Linked DNA regions of Mus musculus: region 2 is linked to region 1. Evidence: chromatin loops called from intact Hi-C (ENCODE). Cell type or tissue: gastrocnemius. All regions are shown on one strand. Links, peaks and the distances in the headings refer to the core of each region. The heading gives the core; the rest is flanking DNA.

Region 1 (10,837 bases), core at 1,117-9,116:
CTACATAGCTGGCTTGTGTTAATTTCCCCATATGTGGTCTCAGACCCATAGCTTTATTAGATTCAGAATCCAGACAAACTTGGCTCTTGGTGGTTGTCTCTTTTATTCTGTTAAAAAGTCTCTTTTTCTCCTTTTTCCTTTCCCTGGTGTTGGGTTACTAGACAGGTAGAGTTACTTGCTCGAGGACTGTCACTCTGACTTGTTGGGTGGCTCACTGGACTGCTGTTTGACCTGAGCGGTAGTTCCTGTATTCTGGTATCAGGGAAGGTTTTGGGTTTTTTTTAGGCCATTAATAGCTTTTACCCAATTAGTTATCTCAAGGTTTGGGATGTCTCAGAAAAATGAAAAAAAAAAAAAAAAAAAAAAAAAAAGCTTGCTTGGACCATTTTTGTAACCTAGTACTTAAAAAATATGGAGGCAATTTATACATTACTTACTGATTTTTGTAGCTAATTAAATACTGCAATTCTAAACCACTCAGTTAAAAATAAGCAACAGTCGTTCAGTTAGTTTAGTGTCCAGAATAAAAGTGTAGTGAGGCCTTCAAGTTCCTTGGTGGACTGAGATGTTGATCTAAAGGTGCCCAGTTATTAATCACAAGCTTATCTTTGTATTTGACAACTTCATGTTACTCTGAATTAATTATCGTTCTGTAACCAGCAGTTCAAATGAAAAGGAAGAACTTAGTGTGAGTTTTACTTTTTCCATTTAACTTAGATTAATTTTCTTTTTAAAAATTAATTTATTTATATATTGCTTATGTATGTGCATGTATGTATGCCATTGTGTGTGGGTTGCCATGGAAGCCACAGCAGAAGGCATTGAGTTCTCTGGAGCTCAGGTTACAGGCAGTTGTGAGCTACCTGATGTGGGTGCTAGGAAGTTCATCAACTTGGGTCTCTGGGAGAGCTCAGATGCTCACGAGCCCCCTTTAGTATAGACCTTAAAATAGACCCGTCGGCAGTTTGATTTACATATATAGTGTATCCTGATCATATCCAACCCAACTCTCCCTCTCCCTTTCCCTGGGCCCACCATTCCCAGTCTGCACTTCCTCTTTCCACCTTGATTGCAGTTTCAAAGGGGCCAGATGCCAGGACTGGTCTAGAACCCTTGAGCTTCAGTGGTCCTTCGGTTTTAGCCTCCGAGTAGTTGGAACTGCAGGTGCCCGACACACCAGTCTCAAGCACTGCCTTTTTATGGTTTTAACTTATCCTTTTTCCCTTTCCAAATAGCTCTGGGATTTGAATCAAAAAGAATGTCGAAATACCATGTTTGGTCACACGAACTCAGTCAACCACTGCAGGTTCTCACCAGACGATGAGCTCTTGGCTAGCTGCTCAGCTGACGGGACTTTAAGGGTGAGCTTTGAACATCACGAGAGGGCTCTAACTTTAGAGAAGCCCTTATGGTCTGTGGTGAATGGGAGTTTCTGTTGGTGTTAGTGTTCCAAAGCTGGGATACAAGCCTGAGATAAACAACCTGTAAAGAGGGAAGACATATTTGTTTACAGTCTCGGAGGTTTTAATCTGACCCTGTCTCTGTCTGTGCCAAGGCAAGTGCCTTGTGGCAGGGAGCGTGTGGTGAAAGAAACTGCTTACCTATTAGGGTCTTGGAAGCAAAGCAGGAAATAGGAAGGCCTGGGGCTCCACTGTTCCCTTCAAGGGTACATGTTAAGGGCCTAACTTGGCTTCTCTAGGCCCTCATCCTTAAGGCTCTAAAACAGTGGTTCCCAACTTGTGGGTCATGGCTCTGTTGGCAAACCTGTCTCCAAAAACATTTACATTGTGATTCACAAGAGTGGCACAATTAGTTGTGAAGTGGTAATGAAATGATGTTACGGTTGGGATCCATAAGGAACTGTATTAAAGGGTCACAGCATTAGGAAGGGTGAGAACCACTGCCCTAAAACCTCGTGTGCCTGTGCCGCAGCCTGGGATCCACCCTGTCAGCTCATAAGCCTTTGGCGGAGTTCCTAGATCTAAGCCGGAGCAGCGTTTTTATGTTTGTAGAAGGAAGGCTTTCCTTTCAGCTGCTAAGAACCTTTGTCATACTGTTATTTTTGAATGCTTTATAACCCAGAGTTTAAATTCTTCACTTTAAGCATATCTTCCTCTTAAACATGTATTCATCATGTATTTTTAGATCGGTAGCATCAGGAGGCAGGTTAGCCTGCTTCTGTCTTCCCTGAAGAATCCAGTCTTATTTTTACTGTAGTCTTGTTGAAGAGTCTAGGGAGCTCTATCTACAATGCTGTGAAAGGGGACATGGTTGGTGTTTTATCTGTCACTTTTGGAGTCTTCTCCAATTGTTTGATTTCTCCTCTACTTTTTTTTTTCTGGAATATTTGTTTTTGGATTTTTATTTTTTTTCCTTGCCTTTTCTCCTTTCTCCTTTCTGGAAGATTCTTTCACTTCGTTTCCTAATATTTTAAATACAACAGTATTTTAAAACTTATTCACAGATTTTTCAGTACTTGTTCTTAGAATTATATTTCCTAAAAAACATTACACCGCAATTTCATGACTGTATTTTTTCTTCTTGCCAGTATGAATCGTTTTTTTTTTTTTTTTGGTTTACGTATGCCTTTTCCAGAGCTGTCTTCAGTACCTGCTCCTGTGTAGCAGTGACTTCAGGAAGGTGTCTGGGAATTGTGTTTCCTTCTAGGGTTCTTAGGGTTTTATATTTAAAAAAAAATTTTTTTTGTGCACGAGTATGAGAGTGGAGGTGCCGTGGTGTGTGTGTGGAGGCAGGAGGGCAGTGCTCAGGAGTCAGGTCTGTCCCTGAGCCGTCTGCAGGCTCAGCTTTCACGGTTTGATGATGAGCTCTCATTGGTAATCTTTCGTCTTGATCAGGGTGAGTGTTCTGAGAGAAATGCCTCGCTTTCTGGTTGTAGTGAGAAGAGTCATTGGAACATACCGTGGTATCTAGGCAGAGGTGGCAAAGGGAATGTATGCTTTATCTTAATGTCCTTATTTCCAGTATACTGACCCTGCCCTTAACTGGGTTAAGTATAAAACAACCCAGCCCACTCTTAGGGTTACAGCCTACCTGGACCGTAGAGTGGCAGGACGATCTCAGTGGATCTCTAAAGAGCCCTCCTGAGTTAGCCCCTCTCTCTAGAAGGAACCAGCCTGCACTTTCTGAGCCACTTAGATTTGAGTTCGTTCAGCTGGTTCCCCACTGCAGGCTCAGGATTCAGGTTTTAGGAGCCCACCTACCTTTCTTCTTCCTGGCCTTTCCTGTTACCCCGTCACAATTTCCTTTATCTTGTGGGTTGTAGCTAGAGAGAAAAAAAAATCCCTTTACTGTTGTTTTACATGGGGTTTGGGAGGGCATTCAGGTGAGTGTGGGTTTTTTTTACTTATAAAGAAAGCTAAGCTGTATTTCCTTTAGTAACTTTCTATTCATCTGTGCGTGAAACTGGTATATAATCTGTCTTTTCAGCTATAAGTTTTTAAAAACTGTGTATTTAGTATTCACTGGATGCTAGATACTATACTAGGCCTTTGGGGTTTAAACGCTAGAAGAAAAAAGTATGCCCCACAGTCTGGTTATTCAGAATAAAGTTAGGGAGATGGCAAGTGGATAAACAGTGACAAAATTATGTTCCAGACTGATTTCTTTTTAATTTAAAGATTTTTATATTATTTTTAAAGTTATGTGTATATGTAGATTTCTGTGCATGACTGACTGACTGTGCCTGTGGATTGCCAGTTGTTACAAACCCAAGGCAATGTTTCCTCCTTCTGACTCCGTCAGTATCAAACAGTTCAGCAGTGAGGGGTGCACCCCTTGAGTTTCTTAACCATCTATGGCAGGCTGATGCCAGGTTCCCTTTTTTAAGTTACACTACCTATCTTTCTGTCTGTCTGCCTATTTTTGCGTACGAGTGTGTACATCTCACAGCACGAGTGTGGAGGCCAGAGGACAGCTTGCAGGAGTTGGTTCTCTGCTTCTACCATGGTGCGTTCCAGAGACTGAGCTCCAGCCAGCGGGCTCGAGGTCTTACCTGCTCAGCTGTTCCTTTTGTTAGCCTGCAGGTCCTTTCAGGTTTCAGTACAGCAGGTGGGAGTTTGTGATTGATCGCTGCCCTAGCTTGCCCAGCAGATGGCGCTCTGCTATCTTTCTTCCTGTCTCCTGGCCTGTGCATTCTTTCCACACCTTCAGCTGCTGTGTTGCCTGGGCCTTAGAGGCCTTAGACGAATGGTAGGAGTGACTTGTTTAGGACATCACTGTTGCCAGCGTGTTGTCAGTCATGGGTCTCTGCATTCATTGTCATTTCATTGTGAATATGTGTATACTTTATTACCGGTCTTCAGCTGATGGACACACCGATTCTATTTACTAGCCAGTGGTGTGGCCAGTTAGTCCTGAGCTCAGAAATGTTTATGTCATGTTGGTCAGCGACAGGTGTTTGATTTCTGTATTCGTGTGTGAGTGTCACTAGCAGTGGGGGACAGGCATCACTCCACTCAGGGAGACCTGCCTGTGTTGATGACGGCTTTCCCACAGAGCTATTAAGCCAGTGTCACTGGCTCTTTGCACAGGCAGAGGTCCAGCAAAATGATGTTAGATAGCAGCTTGTCAAGGTCAGAGCCTTGTAAAGCCTTTACTGTCTGAGAGAATAGGAGCTGTAAAATTATCGATGCCCCAAAGGCTCTGGGATTCTCTAAGCTTGTTGTAGGGTATCATGTAGATAACCATGTGGTTTTCTGGGCCTCAAAGAGAAATGGTCTTAAAGCGTTTTCTTTAAAGATTGTTAGTTAAAGCACACAAGAGCTTAGGGTGCACAGGCACCCTGGGAACGGTGCAGTGGCCTCCTCAGAATACAGTGGTGTGGCTGTGTCATCTCCTGATGTGTGAAACTTTATCATTGTCTTCTAGGGGCTGAGCTGGCTGCAGAAGCTCACACAGTGTTGGTAGGTGTAGTGAAATTAAATTGTGTCAGCCTGCTTTTAGTTCCCAAACCTAAGTTTGTCCTACTAACTGTATGATTTCTCATAGATTCTGAATGTTAGGACCAAAGCTCTGCCATTTGGTTTGTTTCTTTTTAAAACTTAGAAATTACTTTATTTAACGTGTGTGTGTGTTGACATGCTTGGAGGTCAGAGGACAAGTTGGCCAGTCAGCTCTAGCCATCCCTCATGTGGGTCCTAGAGACTGAACGCAGGCCACCAGGCTTGGTGGGAGGTGCTTTCCCTACCCCTGACCCATCCTGCCTGCCTGCCTTCTTTCTGTACTAGATAAAGAAGGCTAACCATGCTAGTGCCTGTCGTCTCTTTTGTTTTATTTTACACAGAGTAGACACAGTTGTCCCAAGGGGAAAGTGTTAGGGTTTGGCAGCCTTTTTTGGGGGAGGGGATTTGGTCCAGGACATGGTAACCCTTTTGAAGCCAGAGCACACCGCTCACGCTCAGGTCTGAGAGTGAAGGTGCATCCTTTCAGGGGCCGTTGCTTGTGTGGCTGTTCCAGAATAGGGCTTAGAGTGTTTCATAGTCCATTTCTCAGAGCTGGTTAGTTCTGTGGCACTCCATAGCCCTACCCAGCACAGCGGAAGCCATGCTTCCTCTCACTATAGCTTTCAGTATAGTTCCTCCTTTAGGGGTCTCATTCTCACTGGATGCCCAGCAGGCACCGGGGCCCAGTACAGTTTGCTTCTGCGCTTGTGGTAGATGTGACTTGCATCTCCTGCTTGTCCCAGTAGAGGGCAGCAGCAGACAGCTGTGAGTCCCTTTTACACTCCTTCTCACTGTCAACACCAATCTTTAGCCACTTTCCACCCTGTGCAAGGCCCAGTTAACTTTTTTCCTTTTGAGATGAGCTCTCATGTAGCCCAAACTGGCTTCAAACACACGATCCTCCTGCCTCAACTGCAAAGCACTAGCATTATAGATGTGTCAAACTGTATGCAGCTCAATTAACTTTTTATCTAATTTTAGTGACTTTGGGGTTTTGTTTGTTTGTTTCTGCAAAATGGAAGCTGGATTTCTTGCTCTCTTTTTCTTTCTTTCCTCCCTCCCTCCCTTTCTTCCTTTCTCCTTCCTTTCTTTTTCTCTTATTGACTTTACATCCAGATCATAGCTCCCCCCTCCCACTTTACAAGTTTCTCCCTCCATTGCTTCTTCCCATTCTCCTCAGAGAAGGGGAGCCCCTCTTGGGTACCACCCTAACCTGGGACATGGGCGGGGGGGGGGGGGAACCTAGTTCCAGCAGGACCAGGCACATCCTCTCCCACTGAGGCCCAACCCTAGGCAGTTCAGGTAGGGGAAGGGGATCCAATGGCAGGGAACAGAGACTGAGGCCCTGATCTGCTGGTTAGGGGACCCACATGAAGACCAAGCTGTACATTTGCAGCAAATGTGGCGGCGGCGGGTGGGGAGGGGGCTAGGTCTAGTTCTTGCAGGAAGCTGGATTTCTTAATTTAAAAAACTAATAAAAAAATAGGCTTGTGTAAGACCATCCATTGGGCAGAGCATGTTTGTATGACATTTAATCTAGTTGGAATTCTAGAGGAGTGTGTTGGGAGTAAAGCAATTTTGTTTTTTGTTTTTAAACAGCTTTGGGATGTGAGATCAGCAAACGAGAGGAAAAGCATTAATGTGAAGCGCTTCTTCCTGAGTTCAGAAGACCCTCCAGAGGATGTGGAGGTGATCGTGAAGTGTTGTTCCTGGTCTGCAGATGGTGACAAAATAATAGTGGCAGCAAAAAACAAAGTCCTCGTAAGTCCTGCCAAGTCCTGCCATCTCAACCCACTCCACTCGGACACAAAGTTTCAACCTCTGTTATGTGTGTGTTGTCCTGTCCCCCCCCCTCCCGTCCAGCTTAGCTCTGTTATTTGGCGCAGGCTTCCTAACTGCTCACAATTCTTAGAAGCCCTGCTCTCTGGGGATATGGGCGGCCTCGTAAGAAAAGGTCATAGTCATGCAAGTCAGAAATAGTTTCTACTCTCCCAGGACACGCAGTAGGAAACAGCATAGGAAAGCCGACACCACAGGAGCAGACTGTAGCAGTCCAGTGTTCCTCCAATTTATTATTTTCAACGTTTTATTTCATGTGCATGGGTGCTTTGGCTGCATGTATGTCTTTTTACCATGTATGTAATGCCGTGGAAGCCAGAAGAAGGCGTTGGATCCCCTGGAACTCTACATACAGATGCTTGTGAGGTGTCACGAGGGTGCTTGGAATTGAACCCAGGTCCTCTAGAAGAGCAGCCGTTGCTTCTCACTGCCGGGCCATGTTTCTGCCCCACGTCCCCTGAAGTTTATTTAAAAGAGAATACTTTCTTCATCACTTAAAAAAGTTTTTAAAATAGGTTGATTTTGGTGATTTTCAAAATACCTTTAAAAATTGGTTTGAATTATGTGCATGTATTGTGTCTGTGTGTGGAGGTGTGCATTCGAGTGAGCAGAGGAACCTGCTAAAGCCAGAGGCATTGGCTGCCCTGCAGCTGGCGTGACAGTGACCGGGATCCTCCTGATCGGGGTGTTGGGAAATGAACTTCTGCCCTTCTGAAGGGCGTGCATGCTCTGAACTGCTGAGCCGTCTCTTGAGCCTCTCAGAGTGTCTTTAATTCTTTTACAATTTGATGGCTCTTTAAGAACTGAATGAAACTGTGAGATTTTTCCTAAAGTAAATAAAAACAGACAAAAAAGAAAATGGTAGGTCTCATGCTGACATCATGGTCTGAGTACACATCAACATGTGTAATTTAAAATGTAAACCCCCAAGAGATGTGGATTGCTATGGTGAGAGGTCTAATGGGTGAGATGGGCTCTCAGTAGACACAATGGTTTGTCCAAAGTTGGACTGTGAGAGCCAAATCCTGTGGTTCATGGACATTCTGTGCTAATACTCATTTTAAAAAGCATGGCACAGAGGTATTAGAAGTCAATGGTACCATCATATATTTATATATAAGCTCATTGAGGGACTGGGTGTGTGCTTACTGATCTAGTAATTGTGAATCTGGTCTTTGGTTACTTGTAGACTTATGTCCCTCTAGCAGGAAACTAAGATGAAAAATATGTCCGTTTGTCTTAAGTGTGTTAAAGTCTGTAAAGATAGAATACATACAATTAATTTGTAAAATTTGAAGACTCAAAATTCGATTTTTGTTAGGATAAAAATATATACTGTAAAATTTGCCATTTTAAACTGTTTCTTGCTTTTTCTGATGACTAAGGTGTGGATTTAGGGTCTTGCAAATATAGGTACGTGCTTTATCATTGAACTACGACGACCTCAGCTCTTTTTCATTTTTACTTTGAAATAGCATCTTGCTAAATTGCTTGAACTCACTAGTATAGCCTAGGCTTGCCTCAAACTTGCAGTCTCTTACTTCAGAAGCCTCCTTAGAAACTGGAATTAAAGATGTTCCTAGATAATTCTTTTTCTTTCTTTCTTTCTTTCTTTCTTTCTTTCTTTCTTTCTTTCTTTCTTTCTTTCTTTCTTTCTTTCTTCTCTCTCTCTCTCTCTCTCTCTCTCTCTCTCTCTCTCTCTTTCTTTCTTTTTCTTTCTTTCTTTCTTTCTTTTTTGAGACAGGGTTTCTCTGTGTAGCCCTGGCTGTCCTGGAGCTCACTCTGTAGACCAGGCTGGCTTTGAACTCAGAAATTTGCCTGCCTCTGCCTCCCAAGTGCTGGGACTAAAGGCATGCGCTACTACTGCCGGGCCCAAACAATTCTTAAATGTACACAATTGGCATTGTAATCATATTCATAAAGTTGTGCAGCCATTACCACTGCATGCATCTTCCCTCCCTCCTTCCTTCCATCCATCTATCCATCCATCCATCCATCCATCCATCCTTCCATCCATCTTTGCCTTGTCTTGCCTTTCTTTAATTGATAAGGACTCTGTGTAGCCCTGTCTGTCCTGGAGCTCATTCTGTAGATCAGGCTGGCCTCAAACTAGAGATCCACCTGTCTGTGCCTCCTGAGTGCCAGGATTAAAGGCATATGCCACCACAACACAGCCACCACTGTATGTTTTAAAAGTTTTCATCACTCAAACAGAAACTCTGTTACCAGTAATAATTCTCAGTTCTCTATCCCCACTCCCTGGTGACTAATAACATGATGCATGAATTTGCCTGTTCTGGAAATTGTACAAGTGGTATTATATAATACTGGTTTATTTATGCTTGACTCATTTCATTGAGCCCAGTGTTTTAAAGGCTTATTTGAGTCAGAGAATGTATCAGAACTAGACAGTCTCTCACTCTCTGTTTCTCTGTCTCTGTCTCTCCTCTCCCTCCCTCTCTCCTTCCCCCCCATATGTGTATATGAATAGTCGCCACATTTTTAAATCACATTCCTCTGTACAGGCCCCTGACTTTCCCCACTTCTTGGCTATTGTCAACGATGCTGCAGTGAATGGTAGTGAACATGTATCTGCTGGAGGCCCAACTTTTAATAGCCATGTTATATACTCCTCATGCTGGAATTGCCAGAGCATAATGATAATCTTGTGGTATGGTTTTGAGGAGCGGCAACTTTCCCACAGTGGCTGCACCATTTTACATTCCTGCTAGCAGGGTATAAGGCTGTCAACGTCTCCACATCCTCGGTAGCATTGACCGCGATTTTTCTATTTAAATTTTTATTTATTTTTCATTGAAAGTGTATAGCCATTGTAGTAGGTGTGAGGTGGTGGCTTCATTTACATTTTCCAGATAGCTGTGATGTTTAAGAAAAAAGCTTCTCCCCTCCTTCCTCCTGGCGCTGGGAGTTGAACCCTGTGCTAGGCCCAGGCTCTGGGGTAAATCCCCAACCCCAGGGAAGGATCATTTAAAAAGCATTCAGAAGGTGTGTCCTAGTGGAAAAGGAAAAACAAACAAACAAACCATATTGTATAAAACACCTTGTTTTAGAACCCTATGTAGCATGCTGAATTAGTGACCTTGGGATTCCCTCACCCATGTGTAGGCCCCAAGGCTTCACCCATGTTTGCTCCTTTTTCTGCTTCTTCCTGGCCTTACATTGTTAGCCTCTCCTGTCATCAACCCTTTTCTCTGTTGTTGTTCCCCAGCTGGGGCAATTTTCTGTTTCACATTTGCCAGTTCTTTTACCCTGTCACTCTTAGCCACTAGTTTTTAAGAACAACCTGCCCCAGGAAACATTTACATATGCCTTCCTGCGCTTTGTTGCTTTGTTTCTGGCCGTCTCTGCTCTGTTGCTCGCATCTGGGTGTGTCCCTGTGCTGTGCACTCACTGAGCTTCCTCATAGCTTCCACTGGAAGCCTTGTTCCCTTCTAGGCCACCGTCTTAAATAACTAGACTGTATCAACTTACCGTGTGTGTGTATGAAGCATATATATACTCTTACCATTTGACAAAGCCTCTGAAAGAACATATTCGGTATTTGAAAATCTTTGAAGAATCGAAGTGAAGGCCGTATTACTAGAAAATTGCCGTTTTGGTTCAAATATGAGAAAATGATTAATTCTAATGGAGTAATATGGTAGCCCTGGAGAGAACTAGAATTGACTGGGCTTATTTCATTTTTGCAGGGCTTTGCAATATGTTATTTTGAGCATCTCTGCTCATGACTATGCATTTTCTTTCTTGAATCAGTAGCATCAGGGAGAGCTGCTCTGCGTGTTAGCTTGACTGGCCTGTTCATGCATGCACAAAGGTTTTGCTTCCCTAGGCCAGCTTGAGAGAATATCTGTGATGAGTTTCCCTCCGCAGAAGAGAGCTTTCAAGATGAGCTATATTTTAAAACGATACATACAGTGTTCTACATCTTATTGATGGCTATCAGCATTTATGCCAGCCATCAGTAACTGTAGGATTTCAGGACTTATAGTTTACATTTGAGGTAGGAAGAACATCTT
Region 2 (10,837 bases), core at 939-8,938, 230 kb after region 1:
GGTGCTCGACATACCACAGTGTATTTAAAAGTATCCTGACAGTAGATCATTTTAGTTTTCCTCTGTATTAAAATGAATACCATAATGAATATCCTCACATGCCAACCATTGTGGCATTTCTAATCAGTCTCACAATGAGTCCTTGGGTATAGGGTGTTGTCCCCTTAAGCTTCCTGAGGAAAATATGCATCTCCATCTCCTGGTGAATAGCATTGGTTTTCTGCTCCCTTCAGTATTATATAAGAGTGTGTGTTTTAGCATATGTAATAATACCATGTCTTGGTCAGTTTAAAAGGTAAAAAGAAGGGGGCTGGAGAAATGGCTCACTAGTTAAGAGCACTCACTGGCTGGTTTTCCAGAGGCCCTGAGTTCAATTCTCAGCAACAACAAGGTGGCATTACAGTGATCCGGATTGGGATCTGACTCCCTCTTCTGGTGTGTATCCGAAGTCAGCAACAGTGTACTCATAAATAAAATAAGGAAATCTTAGAAAAAAAGGTGAAAATAGAAGCTATTACTTTAATTGCTTGTGTGGTTTTTTTTATACGTTGTGGGACATCTGTGCTTGTTCTGTGAATAGAGAACATCTTTTGTCCAGTTGGCTTCTGGGTTCTTTCTATGTTTCTCACTGATCTATCCACAACTATTACATAACAAGAGCAATGCTTGCTGGCTTATTTTACAAATATTCCTTCAAAATATGACATTTTGCCTTTGGATTTTTATTTGAGGCATAGGAATTCTGTTTTCTAATATATCGATGATATATTTTTTCCCCTTTGTGATTTCCTAGGAAATAAATTCTGTTCTTTGTAGATCATAAAAAAAAAAAATTGGTTGCCTGCCCCCAACTTGGTTCAGTAATTTAAAAGAGATTTTAGATTCAACTCTCCTATTCACTCGGAATGTACTATGATGCGTTTTAATCTTTAGGAAGGAAGATTTTGTACAAGATAAAAACTAGGATTATGTGGTTCTATTTCAGAAATATCTAATCTATGTTCAAGCTTGTTCCCTGTAGAAACGGCCACTAGTGACTTCCAACAACCACTGCAGAGAGTTAGCGAGGCACACACAGATCCATTTAGGCACATAAGGCGGGAGCACAAATACTCATGGGTGGGGATGCTGTCATTTGTGTGCTCTGTACAGAACATGCTCTCGCTAAATGGAAATTATCACTGCTGAATATTTCAATCTACCTAAACTCCTCAATTCTTAGCTGGATCTGGCTGGTTACAATGGGACTACTTAAACATACTGTGCCTCCCTGACCCCAACACCCACTTCCCAATTGCCTGTCTTTCAAAACGGAGTAGGCTTCTTTAAAAAGAGAACATTGTGTCATTGGGAGAATTTTTCTCTTCTCTTCTACTTTATACTCATTGAAAAACCAGGGAAATGCCAACCTTGTGCTTCTGTATGGTCTGCTTCAAGGTGCACTGGCTGAGCGAAAGCTGTGTAGCTGGTGAATTAATTGTCTAAGGCCAGAGTAATTGGTATGTAGATAATGCATCAAGTACCAGAGGAACCTAAAAGGCAGGGACACACCACACTCTAAAGGGAGACTATACTCTTATCTTCCATTTCAGTAACTTGAGGGATTGGGGAAAGTTACTACCCAGTTACCAGAAGCTGGTGACAGATTTACTTGTGAGGGATCCCAAAGCAAGGACCAAGAGCATCCTTTAAACAGGAACATCTTAACTGCCCCGGAAGCTAGGATCCCTGGATGAAAGTATGTTGGAAAGTTTGGAAAGAAAATGGTTCTCTCTCTCTCTCTCTCTCTCCATTTATAAGAGTTGCCATGGTCATGTTGTCTCTTCATAGCAATGGAAATCCTAACTAAGACAGTCTGCTTCTTCAACTGCAAAAAGGAGATAGGCAGTTATGGTACAAAGTTACCCATCAACTCAACAAGTGACTATTCTCCTAGGGTCAGCTACATGTGTAGTGCCTAGCATGTGTTGCCCTTTTTTTGTACCTGGACATACATATAGCATTAAAATACTCAGGAATATTAAAATACCACTAACTTAAGTATTACTAACAAATGGGAGAGTTTTACTTAATAGCTCTCATATCAGGGTCTAGTTCCATATTTATGTTAGAGCTATCAAATTTGATATGCTTTGGAGCTATTTTAGAATTGGGACCATATTCAGTTTGTTGTAAAGAGATAGAGGCTGGGTCTCTTGTTACACTTCAATATACTTAGCGACTCTTCAAATTTAAAAGATCTTTAAAAGTAGCTCAAGACATGCAACATAATTATAACAGAGTATATTCAATGGATGGATCCATGGTTTCTCCCTAGTATAAATGCAGCTGTAACTGCAATCTGTTTATGTCATTTACGCTTACTCTTTAGAATATGTGATCCAATCTCAAACCAACAAAAAACTAGGAATCAATACTTTAAGAAGATCTGTATTATTTCTGTTCACTAAATTTGATGTTTTAATTCACTAGACCACTTGCCCTGAAATATTGCAAGAAAATGAAATATCTTTGTCCTCTATGATAGGCTGCGGATATACATCTTCAGATGCCTCTCAAACGTGCTTCTTGGGCATTTGCTCTTCCTGAGAGCAGACAATCATGATCTCCCCTGAAGGAACTTCTGGAACAATTTCTAAGGTGGTTGGTTAAAAAAAAAAAAACATTGTCAGCTTTCACAGAAGAGCATTCATTCCTAAAGAAACCCCACACACATCTTTATACTGCTGGTTCTGGCTGGGAGCTCTGGAAATCCCTCCTTAGTTCTGCAGAATGACAGTGCTCACTGGAACGCAGTCGGGAGAGCGGCTGTGTTTAGAGCTTGCCCTGCAGAGGAAGCAAAGGCTTTGTGCTCTGCAGGCCTCTATGGTTCAGCCCAGTGGGAAGCAGGAAGGACAGGAAGTGACTTTCAAAGAAGAGAAAGGCAACCACATTGGTACATAAGTTTTGTGATTCACCTGCAGTGCCTAGCAGCATTGTGAAGACCACGTACAGGTTTCTTTCCCATCAGGGAGGAAGGAGTTAGTCTGAAACTGCAGAGAGAGAGAGAGAGAGAGAGAGAGAGAGAGAGAAAGTGTTCAGGTGGCTTTGTTACTCATTGACATCACAGGCTGTCCTGGGAGGTGCCTGCTTTTACTTTTATAGTTACCTGTCACTGCCTCTGTATCCTGTCTCCAGACTGATGATGGGGGACTTATGCCTACTTCAGTTTTACATCTCCCTGGGCTTAATCCAGCATCTTGCTAGCATGATCAAGGCCTTTACTGTTTGAATAGCCATTAGCATATCCGGAGCACTTGCTGTCTGAGCAGTTCTATGTTTGCACGCAATTCCATCTTCACACAATTCAAGGAGGTCTCTTGAATTAGCAGCCTCTTTTTTCACAAATAAGAACCCCAGCACAGAGAGGTGGAGCCACTCACGCAGGCCTCTGAGAAGCAGAAGGTTCAAAGCTAAGAAGCATGTCTTCCTTGTATAGTATAGGAGGACATCATTTGATGCTTTTTGGAAGGATTCCCTTGTGCCGGGCACTGTTCTGGGTACTTTAGATGGCTGCTTATTAGAGAAAGTACTTTTTCTCATAGAGTTTATGTAACGGGGCACTCGTCAAGTACATAAAATGCAAGCGCTTGTTCGATGCGTGGATGGGAAGATGGTATTTCGACTTTTACTAGTTTTTCTTGTACTTCTATTGTATTGTGTTTCCATCTTCACTTTTACATTTTCAGCTGAGGTGACAGAGTCTTGGGGGAAATCAAGGAACTTTCCCAAAGTGACATAGCTCACTTGTAGCAGTGGTAGGGCCTGGCTCAATTCGATCCTGTCATCTTCGAGCCATTTCTTTGTGTCAGTTTATCTCAACTACTCAAAGCAACACTGGTTAGCGGGAGGGATCTGTACTCAGAAGACACAGATTTCAGAGGTACAGATTTCAGGACATCTGCTTGGCTTCTAGCCAGGCATTTGAGCACACATTTTTTTTTTTCTTCTTATGAGTTTAATGCTCTGTGGTCCATAAGTTTTAATATTATATGATAACTTGGCCCAAGTGCTACATGGCTCAGTAAAAGTTATATGATGCATCAGGTGGAGATGTAGCATCTTACAGGATGCCTGTATCTTTCTCTCTCTTAGCCACCCTGCAAGCTTTGCATCTTGCAGAAGAGAGGGTTAACAGCACTCCGTCCTTTCAGCTTGTTTGAAGGAAGCACATCTAGGCTTGGCAGCTGCAGTTGGGTATAGCCCTGCCAGCTATTGGCGGAGGCTGAGTGGGGGGGTGGGGGGATGAACCCACTCCAAAAGCCAGGAGGATCGATAAGCAAACAGCACCCAAAAAAGTTCGGCTCCACCTACACCATCCTCCACTGATAGCCAGACACAGCTGGCTGGCTGACAGTGCCCTCTCCTGACATGAAGTGTTCTAGCCACCCATCTCAACACAGCTTAGAGCCGAAAATGTGATGTTTTCCTAAGTGCCAAGTCTATTAGATTCTGAACAACAATATGAACTAACCAGTACCCGGGAGCTCTTGTCTTTAGCTGCATATGTATCAAAAGATGGCCTAGTCGGCCATCACTGTAAAGAGAGGCCCATTGGACTTGCAAACTTTATATGCCCCAGTACAGGGGAACGACAGGGCCAAAAAAAAAAAAGAATTAGAAAACATTCCACCAGGTGATAAAAGTCACCGATAGAAGCAAGTTAACAAAAACTGCAGTTTTCACATGAGAGCCAAAACTTGCCAGTCTCAGGGAGAAAAAAATAATTTCTAGCTTTTGTTGAAAGTATTTCTTTCTCATCTCCCCTGTTGTCTTTCCTTTCGTTCTTCCTTCTGAAAGTCCCTACCTCCCCCCTCCCTTCTCTCTCTCTCTTCCTATTTTTCACATATTCAACAGTCATCTAGAGAACATTTGTCACATGTCACACACATAGCTTAGAACAAACACACACCATGAAAGCTGGGACAATAAATGAGAAGTCCCCTCAACTCCTGATCTAAGGGAATTGCAAATGTTAATTTTATCTTTGGGAAGGTTAATGTTATTATCATCTTGTCAGGTTCTAGGATCACCTATAGGGGATAAGCCTTTAGGCATACCTGGGAGGGTTATCTAGATTAGGTTGGTCTCTGGGCCAATCTAAGGATTATCTAGATTAAGTAAATTAAGGTGGGAAGACCCACCCTCCAGGATTTAACTAAAAAGGAAAGTGGATGAGCAATAGCAGATAGAGCAACTGCTTGGGGAAGGCAGATGCAATCCATCAGCCACCACATTCTCTTTGTTAACTTACCTTCCCCACTAAGACAGGCTTCCAAAATAACTGTGAGCCAAAATAAAGCCGTCTTTCCACGGGCTGGAATTTTTTTTTCCAATACTTTGCTTCAACAGTGAGGAAAGTATCAAAACCAACCACTGTAAACTATCTACCGTATCTGGTTCAAAGGACTCATCTCTCAGATGTCTTCTGTGCCTTCCATGATTGTCCCTCTCTTCTGTCATCCTTATCTGTCTGGAATTCATTTTAATGGTCAAAATGTTAACAGGACTCATCCAAGCAGTTCAGCGTGGTTTCTGTTACTGCCACAATCTCAATGTTCTAATGAGGATCCTTTTGGCAGGCATTTAGTTATGTAAGGGGTCCCACCCACCCACATCCCTGTCTCTGTATAAAGGGTAGAAGGGATGAACAAGGAGCTAAGGGGTCCCTAGATGGCCGCTGCTTTGACGTTTGCCTGCTTTGCCTGCCATGCTTTTATTTTTTATAATGTATGTGTCCTCCAAGGAAATCATTTGAAAGGAAGCTATCATAAATGAAGATGGAATCCATCTCTATCAGGATTAACTTGAAGGAATTTGGGGGCACTAAGAAAAGATCCTGCTTTCTACATTGTTGTGAGTCTTGAATTTTAATAAATTACACAGCCCTTGCTAACTTTTAAAGTCCATTCAAGGCAGATCTTAAAGGAAAACACATGTACAGCACAGAAATATTTTCCTCCTGTGACCTCAAGCAGCGTGAGAGCTGTCACTCTTACAACTTTCATTACTTCACAGTAGCAACACGGAGGCTATGATTGAGTTAGCCCTCGCGCCTCACACACATCCTGGATCATGCTGCGATTGCTCTGTGCCCATCTCACCCTCAAGTGGCAGCTCTGCTTCAGAGTGATATTTTTCATTATTTAGAATTTTCTGTAATTTTATTGTGTGACGTTAATATTTAATACTACCACAGCCCCAGAGGCATCTTTGTGCGACTTTAAAATGCTCATATTTTGTTATGCCCCCACCTCTCTCTCCTCTCTCTCTTTTACAGGGTTAACCCTTTCTGCCTCTAGTATCCAGAACATTTGAATATAAGAGAATTCCTATGTTATTCAGGGAGGGTTCTGCTCTCTGATTCCTAACTAGCTCTCACAAGCAGACTTCCCTTTGAGAACATGACTCCCCCCAAGCCCACTGTTCTTAATTACTTATCGGCTACTACACAAGAAAAATGGTTAAATTGGTGGAATGCCTTCTTAAGATGTTAACGTGAACATTCCATCTATGCACATCAGAAATAAGTCGTATTTATTTGTAGATTTCTGTGCAAAATTTAGATATCCCTAGAAAAGCATGTCACTTGTTATTGTGTGCAAAATAATTGATTTCCAGCTGCTTCTTTGTCTTCCATAGAGTGTGGGAAGGTGTCAATATATATATATATATATATATATATATATATATATATATATATATATGTATGTATCTGATGTGGTGAAGGAAGGCTTTGATCTGCTCGATGCAGAACAACTATAGTCAGTAAACCCAAAGTTTCCTGCATGGAACAGGAACACAATAAATTCAGAGTATGTCAAAACCACTCTGGGGATAACTGATCACACATCCGCTGCCAATCATTCCATCATTGCTTCTATCTACTGACTGATATTTTAAACACAAAACCGATTCCCATTTACCTGGGAGACTGGAGGAGAAACAGCACACCATTTTAGCATCAAGGGAAAGCGCGACCCTCTAGACTTCCTTAGTTCCTGAAGTCACAGTCAGTTCCTATTTTCTTTCTTTCTTTCTTTTTTTAAATTCGTCTTTCTGACTTTTCTCAAGACCATTTATTTTCTTCTAATACCTTGTCCTGTTTTGTGTTTAATGCCTCTTGGGGGAACACCAAAGAAGTTGTTTCTTTCTACATTCAGTAAAAACAGGTTTGTGCTTCCCCCTTCCTGTTCCATTTCCACTCAGGCTGGAAGCAGGAGACAAGTGTCATAGGAAATGGAGACTGAGGCAGAGCGAGCCCTAGTTGTGGAGGCTGTGATAGAGGCCTCGACACTCTCCATTTCTCCCATTCTTCCCTAGGAAAGGAAGAAAAGGTGACAGAACCTAATTAAAACAGAAGCCAGCCACATAGCCATTGCTGCAGGGCTGGGATTGCATGCCTACAACACACAGGGAAGCTCACCAAGTTATCTGGAGATTAAACTGCCAATATTCCCTCTGGATTGTTACTTTCCATACTGCAGGAGAGTGACCTTCAATGTCTAAACAAAATGCCAGTGTTGTTGCTATCCTCATGGTCTGTTCAACAGTGTTGATGATAAAGGCTTCGAGAAGGCTCATCTCTTTCCCCGAGAGACTCCTTTCCCTTTTCTCTCTTGGGTTACTTAGTTTCTTTGTTGTTGCGATCAAATACCTGACAAGAGGAGATTCAAGCGAACAAGGATTTATTCTGCCTCTTGATTTGAGGGCACAGTCTAGCACAATGAAGAAGGCTCCTAGGACAAATGAGGTGGCGGTGAGAGTCAGAGGCTACTTGCCCACATCTGGTGGATCAGCCGAGAAAGAACTCCAGCATTTCACTGGCGGTCTCCTTTTTGTTTTTATTCAGTTTGGGACCCCAGTGCAGGGAATGGATGATACCATCCATGTCTAGGGCAGGCCTTTTCCCTCTGAAAACCCTCTATGGACACATCCCAAGCACAAATGCCTCACTAACGCCAAACAAACCAAAATGAGAATCAAAATTAATCGCCACAACCATCCATTGTATTCTTCCAAACATATTCTAACTCCAAGTGCTTCTGTGTACTTGACATTTGCAACAAAGTAGCTTTCTTTAAATCCTGCTATTTTGTACCCCATTGATTGATTTTTATCTTGCCCATATAGTCATTGGACCAATTCAGGGACACACTGCATGAGGGATTCACACACCGAACTGATTTGGTTGCTTTGTACTAAGGTCGGACAGTTCCTCTGATGACTATTAAAGTCTTTTATGGTGTCAAGAGAAAATTTCCATATGTAAGAAGGCTTTCAGGATTTTTAGAAAAGAATTAATTCAGAATCAAGGCTAGATTATTTTTTCCTTAGTCCGTTCTCAGGTAGCCTCTATCACACAGGGAAACCAATCTCCCCACCCTCAAACCGAGACATCATTTTGAAGCACATTATCAAATAGTGGAGAAGATTACAATTTTCGTAGTCCAATGATTAGGAAGACAAACTACATTATTTGCTAATGCCAGCTCTGAGCTTGTTCCAAAGATTTCAATATTTAAGTTCCAGATGAGACAAGAAGGAAAAAAAAAATCTGCTTAGACAGTTTCCTAAACCAAAGTGACCTGCGACACACAAAATACAGTTCTGTTATGTCCTTTGACGCTTTCTTTGTTAAGAGTAAGGAACATAGGCAGAATGGTAGAGTGTGGCCCCTCAGAGCTGATAGGCTCTCTGCATAAGAACAGAAAGAGACATTTCTTATACAGTTCTGTGTCTACTGCTTGCCTCGAGGAAGCACTTAATGGCTATTACCGTTAATAGTAACCATCTGAAGTTAATTGGTTTATAATGAACCGGTTGACAATACTGCTGCTGAGATTGGAATAGAGAGAGAGAGCTAAAATAATTGAACTTGGGTTTCACCAAAGTGACAACGAATGTAGCTTAATCTTGATATTCTATTCACGTTGGGGCAGCGTTGGGGACTGAACAAGGGGGTGTCACACCTGGGAGGCCAGTTCTCTGCTCCTACACTATTAGCTTCAGACTTTGTAGCAATTCATAATAACATCCTTGCACACTACGTGTATTCCCTAGATGGCACATCAAATCCCACTTTGAAACCCATGGCTCAGTTTTTTTTTTACACCCAGTTCCATCCAAAACATTCACCTTCCCACTTAACAAGGACTGCGTTTATAGAGCCAGCAGGCATGTCAGGCGGTGTGACCCAGACAAAATCCTTGGTTTTGCCTCTACTCCCCTCCCCCACTGCTTCTGTTATCTCTGCCTTTTTGGTTGTCAACATGGTCATTCACTGAGATGCCCAGGCTTGTAGCATAGGAATCTGTCTTGATTCTTTGGTTTCCTGGAACAGTTCTTTGGTATGTTCTACTGATTCGCTTTTAAACACATATCTTAAACCAAGCACGTATCACTAACTCAGTGAGCACACTGATTTACGTCTCTGGGAATCTCTCCAATGTGTCTTTAGTGGTTTGAATATGAGTAGCCCCCATAGACTTATATGTTTGAATGCTTGGCTCATAGGTCATTGCTCTATTGAGGAATGGCCTTGTTGGAGGAGGTGTGGTCTTGTTGAAGGAAGTGTGTCACTGTGAGAACGGGCTTTGAGGTTTCCTATGCTCAAGCTACATCTAGTGACCCAGTCTCCTTCTGCTGCCTGTAGATCAAGATGTAGAACTCTCAGCTTCTCCAGCACCGTGTCTGAATGCATGTTACCCTGCTTCCCACCATGATGATAACGGACTGAACCTCTGAAACTGTAAGCCAGCCCCAGTTAAATGTTGTCCTTTGTAAGAGTTGCTGTGGTCATGGCGTCTCTTCACAGCAATAAAAGCCTGAGACAGTGTCCTTTTCTTACACTCTTGTCCAGCTACTACCTGCTAACATCCAGCCAATTGATGGTTTACTGGGCATGTAAATTAGATTGTAGCCTTCCCCACTTAACAGCTACTCCAGTGACTTCCTTTACCCTGCCCTGCCTCACGTGCGCCATTTTCTGGTCCAAGAGTCTTCAATAGACCTCACCCTGTACAATTCTCCACCTCCAGGCTCCACCCACAGAGCCTGCTCTGATGCTTGGAACTGCCTTCCATGCTGTCCTGTCTCAGGATCATCCAAATGTGTTGTAGCTCCTTCCTGGATCCATAGGGGCACAGGTTTTGATGACTTGATCTCTGACGTCAGTGACTGACTCCTTGTCCCTTGACTCGTCCTGCACAGGTTCCTTCTTAGTTCTAAAGCTCTCCCCAATCCTTTCTTGCTTCCCCATGCTTTACCTCACTGTGCTCATTCCAACACACATCGACGTTACATTTTACATAGTTTTTCCTCATTGTGCTTTTACTGCAAAGAACATAAGTCCCAAGAAAGTAGGACCATCATCTTGTTTACAGCTATAGCCCAGTGCCTAGAACAGTGCCTACTGTATAACAGACAGAATGTAGTCTTTTAAAAGATGTATTTATCTATTATATATAACTGTTCTGACTGTATGTATGCCTGCAGTCCAGAAGAAGGCACCAGATCTTATTATAGATGGTTGTGAGCCACCATGTGGTTGCTGGGGATTGAACTCCGGACCTCTGGAAGAACAGACAGCGATCTTAACCTCTGAGTCATCTCTCCAGCCCCAGACAAAATATTTTTTAAATAACAAAGTAACCTCATGATCTTTCTACTTAAAATAAAATTGGCTATGGCAGTCTCTAGATGGTCCATCCTTTTGCCATATCCAGGGATCCATCCCATAATTAGCCTCCAAACGATGACACCATTGCATACACTAGCAAGCCTTTGTTGCAAGGAC

Evidence for each region. Peaks named below come from ENCODE experiments on the same cell type or tissue, not always from the same donor. Only the 100,000 strongest peaks of a DNase experiment are listed, where the experiment ranks them.
Region 2: it touches region 1 in a loop (2.9-fold over the local background); 7 of 42 quality-filtered maps call a loop at or near these places.

What each region holds. Positions count from the first base shown.
Region 1 is chr10:91,027,434-91,038,270 of GRCm38, reverse strand. Apaf1 (apoptotic peptidase activating factor 1) reads left to right here. Exons shown (of 27, transcript NM_009684.2): 16 at 1,236-1,361; 17 at 6,561-6,722. Among named protein-coding and RNA genes, the nearest start is that of Apaf1, 50 kb to the left of the region's middle. In gastrocnemius, for the core only: a CTCF peak has its summit at 5,704 (motif pointing right); DNase peaks (open chromatin) are centred at 4,110, 4,480, 5,374 and 5,698.
Region 2 is chr10:90,796,867-90,807,703 of GRCm38, reverse strand. The region is part of intron 17 of Anks1b (ankyrin repeat and sterile alpha motif domain containing 1B); the gene reads right to left. Among named protein-coding and RNA genes, the nearest start is that of Apaf1, 280 kb to the left of the region's middle. In gastrocnemius, for the core only: no CTCF peak of the experiment used is centred there; a DNase peak (open chromatin) is centred at 4,373.